2 separate regions of the Mus musculus genome follow, and region 2 is linked to region 1. Evidence: chromatin loops called from intact Hi-C (ENCODE). Cell type or tissue: heart. All regions are shown on one strand.

Region 1 (8,000 bases):
TAATTAAAAAGGTAATAAAAAATTTTAAGATGAAGTAAGTTCTTACCCCTTAAAGGTGAGCAAAACTTAGCAATTCACTTGTTAAAATAAAATAAAATAAAATATAAAATAAAAACGAGGGGCGCAGGTCTAGTACTGTGTGTGCTGGTTAGCTTTAACTCTCAATTTTACAGTCTAGAACCTAGAATTCCCTGGACAGGGAGTCTCAATGAAAGATCTAGATTACGTTGATCTGTGGATATGGCGTGTGAGGGGTTTTCTTAATTGGGGTAAGGGACGCGGTGGATAGGCACACCAAGTATGGATAACATCATGTCATGAATGAGGCCCCAGATTAAATGAAAAGAAGAGAGTGTGCTGAACTCCAGCAGGCATGCATTGCTAGCTGAGCTCCAGCAGGCATACATTGCTGGCTGACCTCCAGCAGGCATGCATTGCTAGCTGACCTCCAGCAGGCATGCATTTGCTGGCTATTCTTGACTGTGGATGCAACCCACTCCCTCAAGTTCCTGCTGTTGTGACTTTGGTGGATGGGTCAACAACCTGGAACCATGAGCTGAAATAAACTTTCTCCCATAATTTGCTTTTGTCAGGGTATTCTATTATAGCAACATCAAAATCAAAGTAGACGAAGATACTATGTAACTTCTTTGTGTCAATGCTGTTTCCAGTCTGTGAGACAGGGTCTGTCTATATTTAGCCTGGGCTGGCCTTGAAATCAAAATCTCAAACACAAGGCAATCCTCTGGCCTCAGCCTCACAAGGGCCAGGATTACAGGTACCCACCACCAAACCCAAAAGTACTGTGCTAATTCTGGTGTTTTCTTTTTGGGAGCTGTTTCCCGGGAACCCAACCACTTTATCATTTGGTGAAGCCAAATTGAATAGTGGCTGCATGGAACAGTCACAGCTGGCGTGTGACAGCAGTTCCAGATGAGTCCCCAGATCTCTGCTGGCATTGTCACTAATATGTGTGTTTTCACATTATCCTATCTCTGACCACCTCAGCTGAGGAGAGAACAGGAAGGTGTCCTTCCAAATTCTTCCCAGCCTATAGATTCATAAGCAGATAGATGTAGCTGTTTTGAGTTATTTTAACCATAACAAAAACAGAAAATGCAACAATGGCTTTAGGACTGGATGGGAGATACAAGGTCTTCAAGGAAGTGTTATTGAAAGCTTCATTGCTTATTATTATTACTATTATTATTATTATTATTAATTGATGATGATGATTTTTGTGTGTGTGCATGTTTGCAGTACCCTCAGAAGCCAGAAGAGGGAGGCAGATTCCCTGGAACTACTGTTCCAGGGCTACTATGAGCCGTTTGCTGTAGGTGCCGAGAACTAAACTTGGTCCTCTGGAAGAGCAACCAATGCTCTTAATGCATCTCCAGCCTCGTTGTTCTTGACTTATTAGTTTGGGATTAATGTAGGAAAATGTCACTGGGAAGTGAACAGAGGAGCAACAGTTTGGCGATATTGTCACCTATGGTCAGGAGAAGAAAATGATGGTCTGCCTGAGGGATTGTTTCAGGCCTGGGATGGGAGGCACAATGCCTGTAGTAAAATCCAGGAGGAAGGAAACAGACTGAAGAGGGAACCGTTTCAACAGCTAGTGAAACAGAATCCAGGGAGCCAAAGCCAGCATGCTGCTAGTCAAAGTGCAGGCTTCACCCACATGACTGTTGACTGCCTTAGATGTTTTAGGATGGCTTCAGAGACCTTTCATGCAGACAAGAGGCTCACACACCTTAAGGGAGCCCCATAGAAGCTTTAGGGGTTCTAAGAGAAGAGGAAGGGTGTGCAACACCCTTTTTGCCCAACAGAGTTGGCTAGAAATCAATTCATAAAAAGTCTATTTTTTTTTTGTTTTCCAATGAATGACAATCAGCTTGGACCGAAAGGCACATTCAGGGTTTCAAATCTCAGCTGCCTAAGAGCAAGAAGCCATCTAAGAAAACTCTCATGGGAGGGTAAAGAAAGCCCTAAATGCTTTCCTTTGGCATTTTTCTGTTTTGTATTTAGAAAGCTTATAGATACAGAAGAGCTCTGAAGAGCTGGTCTTTTGTGGAAGGAAACCCACAAAAATTCATAGACCACCTATCTATAATCATAAATAGTGAATGCAGACAAAGGTTTCTCTTCTCCTGACCCCTAACATTTTGTTTAGAAAAGGAAGAGGGGGGTGTGATGTCACTGCTGGCTGTTGCTTGGGAGAATCTACATTCGTCAGAGAACAGCTCTGGTCCCTCCTAAGCCTCCCAGAGCCTGTGGCACCTCTGTTTCCCTAGAAGCTCCAGTCTTTTGTTTAGATGAACAAGGCTCAATTATTTCACCCCTCTTTGAGTCAGCGGTACCTGAAGAGCCTCACCACCTCTAGACTTGATTTCAATGTCAAGGTTGTGGACCTCAGGCTTGAGTCTAGCACCACAGGAGCTGTGTTGGTTAAGGGGCTTAAGGTGGGTAGTGAGTACATTTTGCAGCCAGAGGAAAATGAAAATAACTTACGTTCTGTGGGATAACTGTAACGGCCTTAAAATGTAGCTAAGGATTCTTTAATGAGTTTTCTCAACAGAAGGCAGAGCCCAGCTTCATTCCCTTGAACAGCGAGATCTCCATGACTTGTTTTCAACAGACTGACCATGGTAGAAGTGATATTTTATGTCCTGGCTAGTTGTATATCAACTGGACACAAGCTAGAGTTATCTAAATGAAGAGAACATCAATTGAGGCCATGCCTCCATAGATTCAGCTGTAAGGAATTTTCTTGATTAATTATTGACATGGGAGAGCCCAGCCCATTGTGGGTGGTGCCATTCCTGGGCTGGTGGTCCTGAGGTCTATAAGAAAGCAGGCTGAACAAGCCAGGGAAACAAGCCAGTAAGCAGCACTCCTCCATGGCCTCTGCACCAGCTCCTGCCTCCACATTCCTGCCCTGTATGAGTTCCTGTCCTGATGAACAGTGGTGTGGAAGTATAAGCCAAATAAATCCTTTTCTCCCCAACTTGCTCTTTTGGCCACGGTGTTTCATCAGGGCAATAGAAACCCTAACTAAGACACTATCAGACTTCTCAAACAAGATCACAGAAGGGGACACGGCTCTTGCATTCTTCTCTTTGTCATGAGGATTGACACTAGCCACTGTTGTGTAAGGATGACAGAAAGCTGTACAGAAAGAACCTATGGATTTGCATGTGTCTCTCAACCATGATGATGACTGAGAGCAAATCAAGTTACAGACAAAGATGCAGGAGCTGGTGGCATATTGGCAGATTTTGTATCTGCTATATATGAAGCCCTGGGTTCAATTCTCAGTCCTTTATAAACCAGGGCCTGGTAGTATACACCTGTCATGGTTTGTATATGCTTGGCCCAGGGAGTGGCACTATTAGAAGGTGTGGCCTTGTTGGAATAGGTGTGCCACTGTGGGTGTAGGCTTTGAGATCCTTATCCTAGCTATCTGGAAAGTCAGTCTTCTACTAACCGCCATCAGATGAAGATGTAGAACTCCCAGCTCCTCCTGCACCATGCCTGCCTGGATGCTGCCATGTTCCTGCCTTGATGATGATGGACTGAACCTCTGAACCTGTGAGCCAGCCCCAATTAAATGTTGTCCTTAGAAGAGTTGCCTTGGTCATGGTGTCTGTTCACAACAGTAAAACCCTAACTAAGACAACACCTCTAGTCCCAGTACTCAGGAAGTTGAGGCAGAAGATCAGGTGTTCTGGGTCAGCTTTGGCTACATAGTGAGTTGCAGGCCAGTCAGGGCTGTATGAGGCAGGCAGGGGTTGGGGGGAGAGGCAGGGAGAGCACAGGCAGACGAGCAGATTCTATTTAAACAAAACCTTAAAACATGAGATCAGATACTGCGTATGGATATTATATATATGACATATATAAAAATTAATAGGAATGATGAACATGAAATATTCAAGGGAGTTAACTATGCTGTAATAAGCAAATTAAAACTAACTTTGAAAATGAGAAATCAGAAAGATAACACGGCAGGGTACTCTCACCCTGAAGGAGGTGAGCATGACCTTTGGAATGTCAGACGGAGGGAGCCATTTGGTGCATATATAACTCCTGCGTTTGATGAGCAGATGAGAAATCATTCGGTTAACATTCAGCTTTCTGATGCGTTTATAAATAATTCCAATAGTAACCTTTTTCATTGGGAAACACCTGTACGGTGCCAACTCTGATTACTCCCTGTGGATATTGCTTAGCTCAAAATTAATATATCATACTTTCAAGAATGACAGACTGTGGGCTGGAATAGGAGAAAACAGTAATTTATAAGATGGAGTAATTACTGGAGGATCCAGGTACTATTTACTGACTTTCTTCTTTGTTCTCAAGCCAACAAAATTATCGAGTCCACATTCCAGAGTCCTTTATTAGCCTTAATCTTAGGTTGTCTATCAAAAACAATACTGTTGTGGATTAATAAACAGCACAAACCCATAATAAACCGCACGGGCTCTTGGTCTTCCCAGGTAATAAGAGCGCTCAGCTGAAGCATTATCAATGTGACTGACTGCAGGTCCTTTTTCCCTGGCTGCTCACTCTGGCTAGGACGGCTTCGCTCGCTGCACTACAAGCAATAGCCACCAGGTGGCAGCAACCCCATGACTGCCAATGGCCGCGGAAGGAGAGGCCACCTCTCTGGCTTCTAAGCCAACCTGAAGGTTTAGCTGCAGAACCAGGTTTGATTGTTTCTTTGAGAGCTGGCATTGGAATTCTAATCACAATTACAATACAGCAATCATTTGATGTATAATAAAGCTCCCAACTGCTCTTCTCTTTGTATATCTGATGGTAAAACTTTATTTGAAAGCATGACCAGGTAGAGCTATGCAGAATATAAAAGATTGTCAGGTGTCCAAGATAGTGTGACAGAGAACACAAAGGGCTTTAGGGCAAAGATAATATATAGAGTATAGAATATAGAATATAGAATAATGTGTGTGTATTATATATATACATATACATATGTGTATATATATATAATACATATGCACATATATAGGAACATACACATTCACATGTATGCACACATGAACCTATGCTCATACATACTCCAAATCCATGGACTATACACCACTTATGTCACATGTATGAAGACAAAGATACAGGGACTCTGGGCACCTCCATGCAGTGTTACTATGGACACAAACACACTCTAAAAAAAAATAGTGTATTTTAAAAAGAAACTAATTTCAACGGGGCATTAGGTATCAGATAACTCATGTCAAGGGAAGCCCTCATTTAGAATATTCAAAGAGAAGCACTAGACTAAGTGGCAGGATATTTGACCTGTAAGCTACAAAGAGTTGTGGGTGGCTCCTCTCATAGCTTGTTATGGCTGACATCCATGCAACTGAGAAGAGCCCAGCCAGGCTCTGGCTCCTCGGGAGCCTGAGCTTCTCAGAGGACAGTGGTCTTCAGATACGTCAGGGCGGATAGTGCTTTATTTTCAAAGTAACGGAGGCTCACATTTTCATGTGTAAGCATTCTGAATGGGCCTGGGATGTGCAGAGGGCAAGTCATGGGAGGTTCTGTGGTTGGCAGGAAGCCCTGGTTTTGAAGCTCAAGGACTTAGGCTCCGACCGGAGCTTTTCCAGAGGATTTAAGATCCCGGCTGTCTTGTTCCTGTGATGGACTTAAAGACGCCTGTCTTTAGAGTTCTCAGGGCACTGGGAGACTCTGATAAGATAATCTAATTGATGCTCAAGATATGTTTGTAGAATATCAGTGTGAAATTTTAAATTGTGCTTTATGAACAATCCAAAATACGTAACTAAAGGTTCTATAATTTGTGTCTTAAGGGTGTCTCTAGTTCCTAACGTAGTACTGAATGGCTTGAGTCCTGGAATCCAGACTGGAGGATTTGTGGGAATAAAGGAAGAACACACACGCAGGCCCAGGTACAGGAAAGCTGGGATCAGATGGGGTCGGAGCCCAGATTGGGAACCCAACGTAAGCATTCGCAGGCAGTAAACACCCAGGAGGAAGCTTCAATATCCAGTCTCTGTACGTGCCGCTCGGACATCCATGAACAGTTAATCTCCCGGCCTCTGAGCAGAGCTTCTCCACCGCTTGAGGCCCCCTGAGGTAAGGTTTGCTGCTTCTGTGGAGCTGAGGCATTGGAGTGCTCACAAGGCCATTCCTACGTCAACAGTAACTCAGTTCCTCAGGGTGTCCTCCATCCCCTACAGCATGGAAGTCTTAAAATCCTTGGGATTGCCTTTGTAATGGGGGTAAGAGGAACCACATTTGTTATTCCTAATAGGCTCCCAAATTAGAGCCTGCAAGCCCACTCATTCTAAGCCTCTGGGAAGGCAACTGAGGTCAATAGCCACAGAACAACTTTTTTTTATTTTTGCTTTTTTTTTTTAAATAAATATTTAATCTATATGAGTATACTGTCACTGTCTTTAGACACAACAGAAGAGGGCATTGGATCCCATTACAGATGGTTGTGAGCCACCGTGTGGTTGCTGGGAATTGAACTCAGGACTTCTGGAAGAGCACTCAGTGCTCTTAACCTCTGAGCCATCCCTCCAGCCCAAGGACCAACATTTTAATCAACCATGACCCAAACCCCAGAAGATGGTGTTAAAGGGAACTTCTGATTGGTGAACACATCCCTGTACGGAGAGGGTGGTCCATCCCAGCCTCCTCTAGGATGAGTGTCCCTGCTTAGAACCTTTCCCTCTGGCTGAAGCCAGTGAGTGTCTCTGCATTCTGTGTGCTGCCGGGGAAAGTTGATAAACACAGGGAGCTGGTCTCTGGGATGCTATGCAAACTTATTACTCATGGTTTGACGTGACACAGGAGGATGGCTATTTTTATACTTGGATTTGATGAAGCCATGTGGTCTGTAGAATTTGATGGGACACTGAGTCTGACCCAGTAGTCACAGACAGAGAGGGGCCTCCAGCAAGGCTGGGCTGCTCCTGTAGTATCGTGGACACAGCAGCAAGGACCAGCATCGATCTCCACCCGACTGTGCCTCATCTCAGACTTCCCGATCGTATCAAACATTACAGTTCCCACCCATAAGGGACAGGGATAAATGGAGCTTGTGCTTTCAATGATGCTCACTCAGACCAATTCACAGGGTGGGCGGGGACGGGGAGGGAGAACTGCTTTCCAGAAGAAACTGTTCAGCTCTTCATTTTCAGCTTGCTCTCTGCCTTCCAGGTGGCCACACCGTGGGCAGCTTCCCTTCTGGATTAGTAATGAGAAATCCAAGGAGGGTGGTGGCGATAGCTTCTGTTGTGTTTTGAGACCGAGTCTTACACTGTGGCCCAGGCTGGTCTGTGGGAAGCCGTTACAGAGTGGCAGTTACAGAGTGGCAGTTACAGAGTGGCAGTTACAGAGTGGCAGTTAGAGTGGCAGTTAGAGTGGCAGTTAGAGTGGCAGTTACAGAATGGCAGTTACAGAGTGGCAGTTACAGAGTGGCAGTTGCAGAGTGGCAGTTGGCTACAGCTGGCCACCACACATACATAGCCAGTAAAGGTTCTTTTGCCAAGGTGAGGTTTTGAGAATTGACAAAAGTTAACCAATCAGATGAGAGACAAGTTAACCAATCAGATGAGAGACAAGTTAACCAATCAGATGAGAGACAAGTTAACCAATCAGATGAGAGAGAACGCCTGTCCTAGGCCTATAAAAGCAGCACCAGTTCTGGGCTCGAGGTCTTTTCGCCTCTACAATCAAGCTCTCCCAGTAAACGTGTGCAGAAGGATCCTGTTGCAGCGTCGTTCTTCCTGGCCAGTCGAGCGCGCGCAAGACTGGTCCTAAGCTCCTTTGCTCAAGGGTGGCCAGTTTTGGAAATCTGAAGCATAATTGTGTTGTTTCTTGAGAAGCATAGCTTTAAAAAAAATAGGCCAGAAAAACGAAATCATTATTTCTGTTTGTGTTTCAACAGGTGATGTAACCCACCATCCACTTCGAATGCTAATGTCACATTTAAATACCTTTCAAAT
Region 2 (8,000 bases), 120 kb after region 1:
GATTCATTACTGTTTAAATTATCAGTGCTTTTAAAACGGTTTTGATAAGCTGATAAAATATACATAGAAGAGCGAAGAACCAGGAAGAATCATAGCTCTCAAACAACAGGAGAGACGAGTACCACACTGTGTATCAGGAGCGTGCATTGTACTGGATACAGAAATGAACAGAGTAGGGCGAGAACCTGCATCTAAGACAGGAGAGCCCTACAGCAAGGAGCCCAGAGACAGTGAAGCCCAGGCTGATTCTTAGTGAACAACAACGATGATGCTCCAGAGCCGCTGGGAAAGGACAGGCGTTCAATAAACAGTGCTGGCAAGCCTGGCTGCCAATCAGAGAAACAAAGGTCTGCCCCACATTGCCAGAGACACGAGGAGAGGTCCAAACTGCATGGAACCTGAATGTGAAAGGCAACACTCTAAACTGTATAACAAGAAAATAACTTTATCATTTTTACCTAGAGGTCTGGTGTTTACCCTCTGGTGGTTCTGGGGAGTGAACCCAGGGTCTTGTAGCCGCTAGGCAAGCATGCTGTCTCTCAGCAACAGTCCCAGAACAATAAAGAATAATTTTTTTAATGAGATGCTCAACAAGCTAACAAAAATACCAATACATTTGGACATATTAAAATTAAAATGTTAGTATATCAAAACCATCATAAAAAGACATGGCACAAAGTAGGAAAATGTGTAAGACAAACACATAGTAGTATCCAAAACATGAAGAATATCATGGGCTGAAGAGATGGTTCAGCAGTTGAAAGGACTTTCTGCTCTTACAGAGAACCTGGGTTTGATTCCCAGCACCCTCGTTCGACATTTCACAATCACCTGTGACTCTAGCTCCAGGGGGTCTGGCACTTTTTTGAGCTCTGGAGCCACTGACATGCATATGGTGCATCACACACACACACACACACATTTTTAAAAAAGAGGCACAGTGAAGAATAGATGTCTACATTATCTATAGCAGCGTTGTCTATAATAATCACAAACTGGGAAAACAAATGTCAGTCAAGACTAAGATCGAAAGTAAAGAATAATGCATCCTATAATAGAATGGACAAACTCTCATATGTATTTAGCACAAGAAGTCTCAATTTCATTCATACAAATTTCAAAAAAATAAATAAGAATAGGTCAGGGCTGGCAAAATGGCTCCGGTAAAAGCTCTTGCTGCCCAAACCTGAAGACCTGAGTTCAAATCCCGGACCCCACATGGAAAGTGGAGAAAACTTATTCTCAATAGTTATCCTCTCAACCACACATGTGTTGTGACATGTGTACATATTCGCATACACATAGACATATGTGCATCATTGATGCACAAGAAACAAGTCAAGAGGCCAGCCTGGATGAAAGTAGATCCAAGAGGCCAGCCTGGACCACGGTAGATCTTGTCTCAAAAAGGGGGAAGAGGACCACAGTATTTAAGGATGTATATGTGAGCAGGAAAACCAAGCAGAAATGAAGACATGGTAAGGGGATGGGGTAAAGACTGGGGAGAAGTGCACGGGTACTTCTGGCTGGTTGAGAATGTTGTATTTCTTGACCTGGTCATCGCATGAGTACTATTTTAACCTGTATGCACTTTTCTGTGTCTATGCCTTAGATACTTCATATGCCTTCTGTATATTTTACAAAAAGAAAATGTACAGATGACCAGTAAAAATGAAAAGACAGCGAATGTTCTGCCCACACCTACAATTCCAGCACCTTATTGGGGAGACCAAAGGTTACCACAGGTTCAAGGCTAGCCTGATCCACATAGGGAGTTCCCAGACTCTGAGGTTGCAAGAGTGAGACCCTGTCTCAAAAAACAAACAAACAATAAAAAGACATTCATTCAAGCCCATTAGCAATTAGAAAAATAAAAACTGCAACAGTGACCTCTGTTTATGATCTGCCTGTGAACCGGGCAATCTTAACTTGCCCATGGGGCAGGAGATTGAGACCTCTGTGAACAGCAATGTGGCGAGATGTATACAAAATAAAAAACCCGTCTATTTTATGAATTAGTCCCTAACAAATACTAATATACAATAACATATCATGACACACACACAGAGATATTCTCCTCTAACTACAGTGTTGTTAATAATAATGAAATGACTATTTTAAAAAGGCTTCATAATCCATACAGTGAAATAATACACAGCTACTAGAAACAGGATACACTTTCTATAAACTGATGTGGAAAGAGCTCAGGGACATACTAAGAAAACCAAGTCACGGAATCACACATACATTGCATAGCCCTGGTTCTAAATATATAAATATGTACATATGGAGATGTATGGAAAACAGATCACAAATTTATGCTCTAACCTCTCAGCAAAGGATGACAGGAATGCTGGTTGAAGAGGAGGTAGCGAGGGCACTTTGTCATCGTCTTACACACACACACACACACACACACACAGACACACACACACAGACACACATGTAATTTCATGTCCTTGAACTACTTGTATAATTTTAACAAGCATAGCAAGAACAATTAATTATGCTGTGTGTTCAGTTCTAATGGGACTAATCCAACACATTTAGAAATAGCCAGCTTTCAAATATCTTTTGTTCTTAGGGTTTCAAGAAAGCTCAGAGTTGCAGATACAGGGTTGTCAGCCACCAACTGGTGAGCACTGTGAGGGGCACTTGGTGACTTGGGCCATCTCCAGGTTCACCTCTAATGATATCTGCATATATCCTCACAGCCATGGCCACAGCCGTGCTTTCCCAGAGCTATTCGCTAAAGTTAGTAAGTCCTGATGTTGCCAGCTATCAAGTAACAGCCACAGTAAATGTGGCTGTAGGTCAGAAGCAATTGTTAAAGAGTAAATATGGGCATGTGTGTGTGTGTGCACACACACACGAGAGAGAGAGAGAGAGAGAGAGAGACCTTCTGAGGAAGTCATCTCCATCTGAACTCCTAGCAAGGACCCAGGCTCACAAAATCACCATGTAGGAACCTCCCCGCTTCCCTCCCTCACTCCACCCGAGTTCCTTCTGTAACAAAATATGCATCCCCTAGGAGCAGGCGAGTGCAGACAAAAAAGCCCCGAGAGGAGACCTAGGAAGGAAACCAACTCCATGCAGACATTTTGGTGTGCTTTTATTTTTGATTCGTATCATACTTTACGAAGGGAAACTTCCAAACTTTACTCTTGCAACATCCTGACCTTGACCTTGCTGCATAGGAGAAAAGCAGAACTAAGCGAGCCTTGCTGGAGCCCATCCCGTTCGTGTGTGTGTGTGTGTGTGTGTGTGTGTGTGTGTGTGTGTGTGTGTGTGTGCGCGCGCGCATGAGGAGCTGCTTCCAGCTGACAGGAGGATTACACTCAGCTACAAACGACTGGAAACACAGCAGCCCGTGAGTCACCGGCTCATCCTCTGGCATCCACGGGCAAGCACCCTTCCCACGCGTTTCTTATTTAATGTGGTGAGCATTAAGTTTCGCTCTGCCTTGTATCAGCAAATACCTTCCTAGTCGCGAATGGAAAACAAACTGAAACTGGATACATTCAAACATGGCTGCTTGATTTCCATAAGTCATCAGGAGGAGAATGAATTTAACTTTAGTACATTTATTCTTACATGATTCATAATAAAACACTTTCAAAACCTTCTGTACAGTTCAAGCCACTCAGAACAGCGTTTCATGTTTATAAACGTGATTTGTTGGGATGAGGTGCCGAGGTGTCTCTGTACAAAGATGTACAATATGTACAGTCACTGTAGGTACAAGCTGTGCGAAGCAGAGTCTAGAACACGTAATTCATGCCAAGGCTCAGAAAACATTTCAACACGTAAAGACTAAAGCTTGAAACTGCACTGCGGCTCTCCCTGGGCGTATGATCACTTTATAAACAATACATGTATAGGTCGTATAGAAAGTGGTTGACCCCAGCGCTGACAGTACCATGCAGCTGACTGGACACGGTACCGCCCGTTCTCCTGGGCCTCGGTCTGTACTTGCTATGTCATTGGGCTGCTGCTGCCGCCTTGGGCTGAGCCACAGCTACGCTAGGAGACTTAAACTTGGGGAGGTAAAGGCCAAACTTGTTTTCAATGCCAGCGAAAGTGGCCGTGGCAAGTCTGTAGCCACCGATGTGATCGGGGTTGGCAGGAGGGAGGTCTGCGATGCGGGACTTTGGCGTTGGTTCTGAGCCAGAAGGTTTGCTGTGAACAGGAAAAAGCAGACCGTTAGGGATCTCAGGGCTTACACTTTGAGCGGGGTCTGTGACAGCCACACCCCATGGAGAAGGCTCTCTCAGCTCTCTCCATGTCTCCTGCATCAATCATGATATCCAGCGTCACCACAGCATTGCTTTCACATACGTCATAGAGAAGACAAACGGCCCCACCCCCACTGCTTATGAGCAGACTTGAGGGCAGAAAAATAAACGGAAGAGAAAATGCACTCCATTAGTAATAGTCTTTGGGAAGCTGGCTATTTGTAGATTTTTCTATTTTCTATTACTATGCAGGAAGCATACATGAAATGTAAAGGTATATGTATTGATTTAATTTTAAAGCTTCTTGAATAATGGGCTCATAATGCTTATCACCAAAAGAGAAACAAATTTAGTTCTTGCTTCTACAATCTCTCAAGACACAGTATTTGTACGCTGGGATGAGAAAATTGCTGTCCTTGCATCTTTTCCGTATGCTGGTCGCTCCACTACTTGGATCAGCAGCTATTCCCCTACTGAGGCTTTCAGCAGGATCACAGGGTTATGACATAAAGACACGCAGTGCCCAGGCTTCTGCCCAACAGTTAATAATTGCTCGCTTGCTTTGGGTACAACTTCCCTGCAGACTCAGCAAGCAACTGCTTGTCTCCCCAGGGGAAGCTTTGTGTGCTGCATTTGGAGCAGCTCAGTTTGGGGCCTGCACTCTACAATGGTTGACTCGTTGGGTAACCTCTCTTGGAAACCGGTGTGTGAACTAGCTGTGTGAACATCTAGGTACTAAGTGATGGGAAGCAATGAGATCTCCTAAATGTAAAAACGATGAGGAGCAATCACAGGAGTGTGACTAGTACACACTTAGGTTGTTTCTGGTCATATTAAATAATCCAACTAACAGTGATTTGCCTCTCTTAATGTGGAAGGCTTTACAGCCCATTGCTTTCCATGCATTGGTCTTAAAGAACCCCACTGTGTCCCGTTTCTCAGCATTCCCAAAGTGGCTCTATAAACAGAACAAACACGTATGTGGATTTGGTGACTTTGTGAAGAGAAGTAGCTGTACTTACAGGCCTCCAAAATCTATGTAAAACCACCGCTGCAGAAGCTCGTAGGTAACCAGAGTGACACCAAACTGAGGTGAGGATCGAAACACCCGAGCTGGAAAAGACAGACAGGGTAGGGTACACTTAACACCTGGATGCTGTTACGAGGTGACCTGAGAGTGTCAGGGCAGGACAGCCAGACAGCCAGGCTGGAGGACCACCCCAGCATCTACCTGCAGTCCCTTTCCAAAATGCCGAGGGCCCTTCTTCCCGGAGAATCTTTCGGAAACAGTCGACGACCCCGCTGTATGTTGTCTGGCCGGCCCTGGCGGCCACTTGCAGTCTTGTCTTGATGACATCAGCAGGGGTCACCAGAGAAGCAGCAGGTACGCCTTTGAGGAGAAAGCCACATTTAATCCTCCTAAGGACTTCATACATCCAATAAGAAAGTCCACAACTGTAACCCAAGGGGTACTCAGAGCTCCTTACACAGATACGGAGGCGCATGTGGAAAGAAGTGTCAGCAAGCCTGCCGGTTGGCTGCTGGTTTCAGTAGAATTGGGGTGGAAAGGTTTTGTTTTTCTTTCTGAATTAAGGAAATGTCTCTAATGTCCCATCCCAGAGAACAATGAGAGAGAGAAGCACTGCTAGAGGTAGGTAGGAATCGCCACGTTCCCTTCCCGGCCTTAACAACCTTTAGGCTTTTCATCTTTAAATAGGATGCAAGTATTTTCTCCTGTGACATCTGTTTAATGCACCACAGATTGCATGTGGCATCAAAGCATCGTGCGTGGTCTTGGTTGATCCTTGCCAACCACACTGTGGGGTGAGTGAGGGTCAAAAGCATCAAGCACTTGCCAGTCTGAGGTGCTAAGGGAGAGGCTGCAAGCCTCCTTTCAGACCTGCTCATGTGACAGTCAGTGTGGCAGTCATTACAACCTCAGTGAGAGCCGGCCAGGCATCCAGTTAAAGAGCAGCAGAGGAACCGATCATTCAGAGGCCACCCTTCCCCAACACACACATGCCACAGCTCCCTGGGGTCACCTGAGATGCTGCAGCAGCAGCAGGACACGGAAGATGGATTTCTCAAGCATAGGTTTTGTTCATAAAACAAAACAGACCTTGAGAGAGCAGCATGACCTTCCCCAGGGGGAAGGAATTCAATTTGGCCCAAATCTCACTGTCTCACCATCGCTAGGCAGATGGAGCTTGTGGCTCTGAGGGGCTCTGAGGGGCTCCATGAGAGAATGATGCCAGTATGTCCCTTGGATCAGCCCAGCACCCTGCTCAGAGGGAAGCAGGTGAGCTGCATGCCTCCTGGGACAGGTCTTCAAATGCTCTCAGTACCTGCTAGCGAAGCATGCCTGGTAATAATTAGAAAAACTCGCCTCTTTCTGAAAATAGGTCCAATGTCTATAAGCTGGTGTGACTTGGTAACTGTTTATGTGGTTCTGTTTGTTGCCCACTGGAAGCCTGGCCGTTATCCCCTTCCTAACAGTCTAATGAGGACAAGAAAGGAGCTGGGGAGGGTGGCGAGGCGGGGGGGGGGGGGGGGACTTGGTGCCAGGTTAAACCGGCATCACTGGCTGTTTTCATTCAACCAAGCTCACAAATGACGGAGGCCAAGGCATTTGCAGGACCCCAGACAAGGGCTCAAAGCCCTGTTTTCTTGTTTTTCTTTGTTGGTTTGTTTGCTTGTTTGTTTTTAAGTTGTCCTCTGTTGTCATAAACAAGAACAGTGTATTCATCTCAACACTGCCAGGACCCAGGGCTCCTAACACACCATACTTAGGACAAGTAGTAGAAGATAACTCAGTAATTAAGAGCCAAGCAGTGGGGTTGGAGAGATGCCTCAGTGGTTAAGAGCACTGGCTGCTCTTTCAGAGGACCCAAGTTTGATTCCTAGAATCCTCATGGCTTGCAACCATCTATAACTCCAGCCCCAGGGTATCTGATACCCAATTTTGGCCTCATTCAGCAACGGGTATGCACATGGTGTACATACATACATACATGCAGGCAAACATGAACATAAAAGTAAATAAATCTTTTGGTTTTTTGTGTTGTGAGACAAGGTAGCCCTGGCTGTCCTGGAACTAATCACTATATAGACCCGGCTGACCTCAAACTCACAGAGTTCTGCCTGTCTCTGCCTCCCACATGTAAATAAATCTAAAATAAACCCCAAGCAGGGACCAGAGTCTAGTCCTAGTCCTGAGTCTGTGAGTTTTGTGTGGGTTCGTTACTAGCTGTGAGGAAGCCTAATGAACCGTTTCCTTCTGCTGTCACTCCTCTGTGCTGCTGAATGTAAGGATGCCTGGTTGCTCCCTGTTGTTCCAAGTCAGTTCCCTGGTAACTCAGGAGTAAGGAAGGACAGGGACACACACGCATTCAACCCCTTTCACCCCAGCTACTGCTGAGTCAGTTCTTCCTGCCAGGCTGCTCCCCCTGGTAGACTCTCCTGGGCCTAATCTGGTGTCTTTTGCCTGAGCCTCTACTCCTATGTTGGCCGCACAGGGAAGGCAGGAAGGACGTAATGCAAGCCCCACCCTCCAGAAGCACTGAGCCTATCGCAGAGGGGGTAAGCAACTTAAGCATCCATTAACCAAACTGAACGCTGAGAAAGGAGTTGAGGGCTTCAGGGTGCTGCTTTGGTCTAACCTGTGGTGGCAAGAAGCGAGAGTTTCGTGAAGCTCAGCTTCTGAGCCAGAGTGGGAACGCACTACCCTACAGGACAATCCTAAGGGCAGGCAGAGACTGCTTATCA

Evidence for each region. A loop is a pair of places that touch in the nucleus more often than their neighbours do. Peaks named below come from ENCODE experiments on the same cell type or tissue, not always from the same donor. Only the 100,000 strongest peaks of a DNase experiment are listed, where the experiment ranks them.
Region 2: a loop joins it to region 1, with 2.3 times the contacts of the local background. A loop is called at or near these places in 2 of 42 quality-filtered maps.

The regions. Positions count from the first base shown.
Region 1 is chr2:71,151,071-71,159,070 of GRCm38, forward strand. It overlaps Gm39576 (a long non-coding RNA gene), which reads left to right and starts at 4,127. Exons shown (of 3, transcript XR_866408.1): 1 at 4,127-4,712; 2 at 5,835-6,120; 3 at 7,943-8,000. In heart, CTCF peaks have their summits at 1,280 (motif pointing right) and 4,614 (motif pointing right); no DNase peak of the experiment used is centred here.
Region 2 is chr2:71,271,175-71,279,174 of GRCm38, forward strand. It overlaps Slc25a12 (solute carrier family 25 (mitochondrial carrier, Aralar), member 12), which reads right to left. Exons shown (of 18, transcript NM_172436.4): 16 at 5,467-5,625; 17 at 5,258-5,348; 18 at 3,096-4,179. The coding sequence ends at 3,981. Among named protein-coding and RNA genes, the nearest start is that of Dync1i2, 63 kb to the left of the region's middle. In heart, no CTCF peak of the experiment used is centred here; a DNase peak (open chromatin) is centred at 3,317.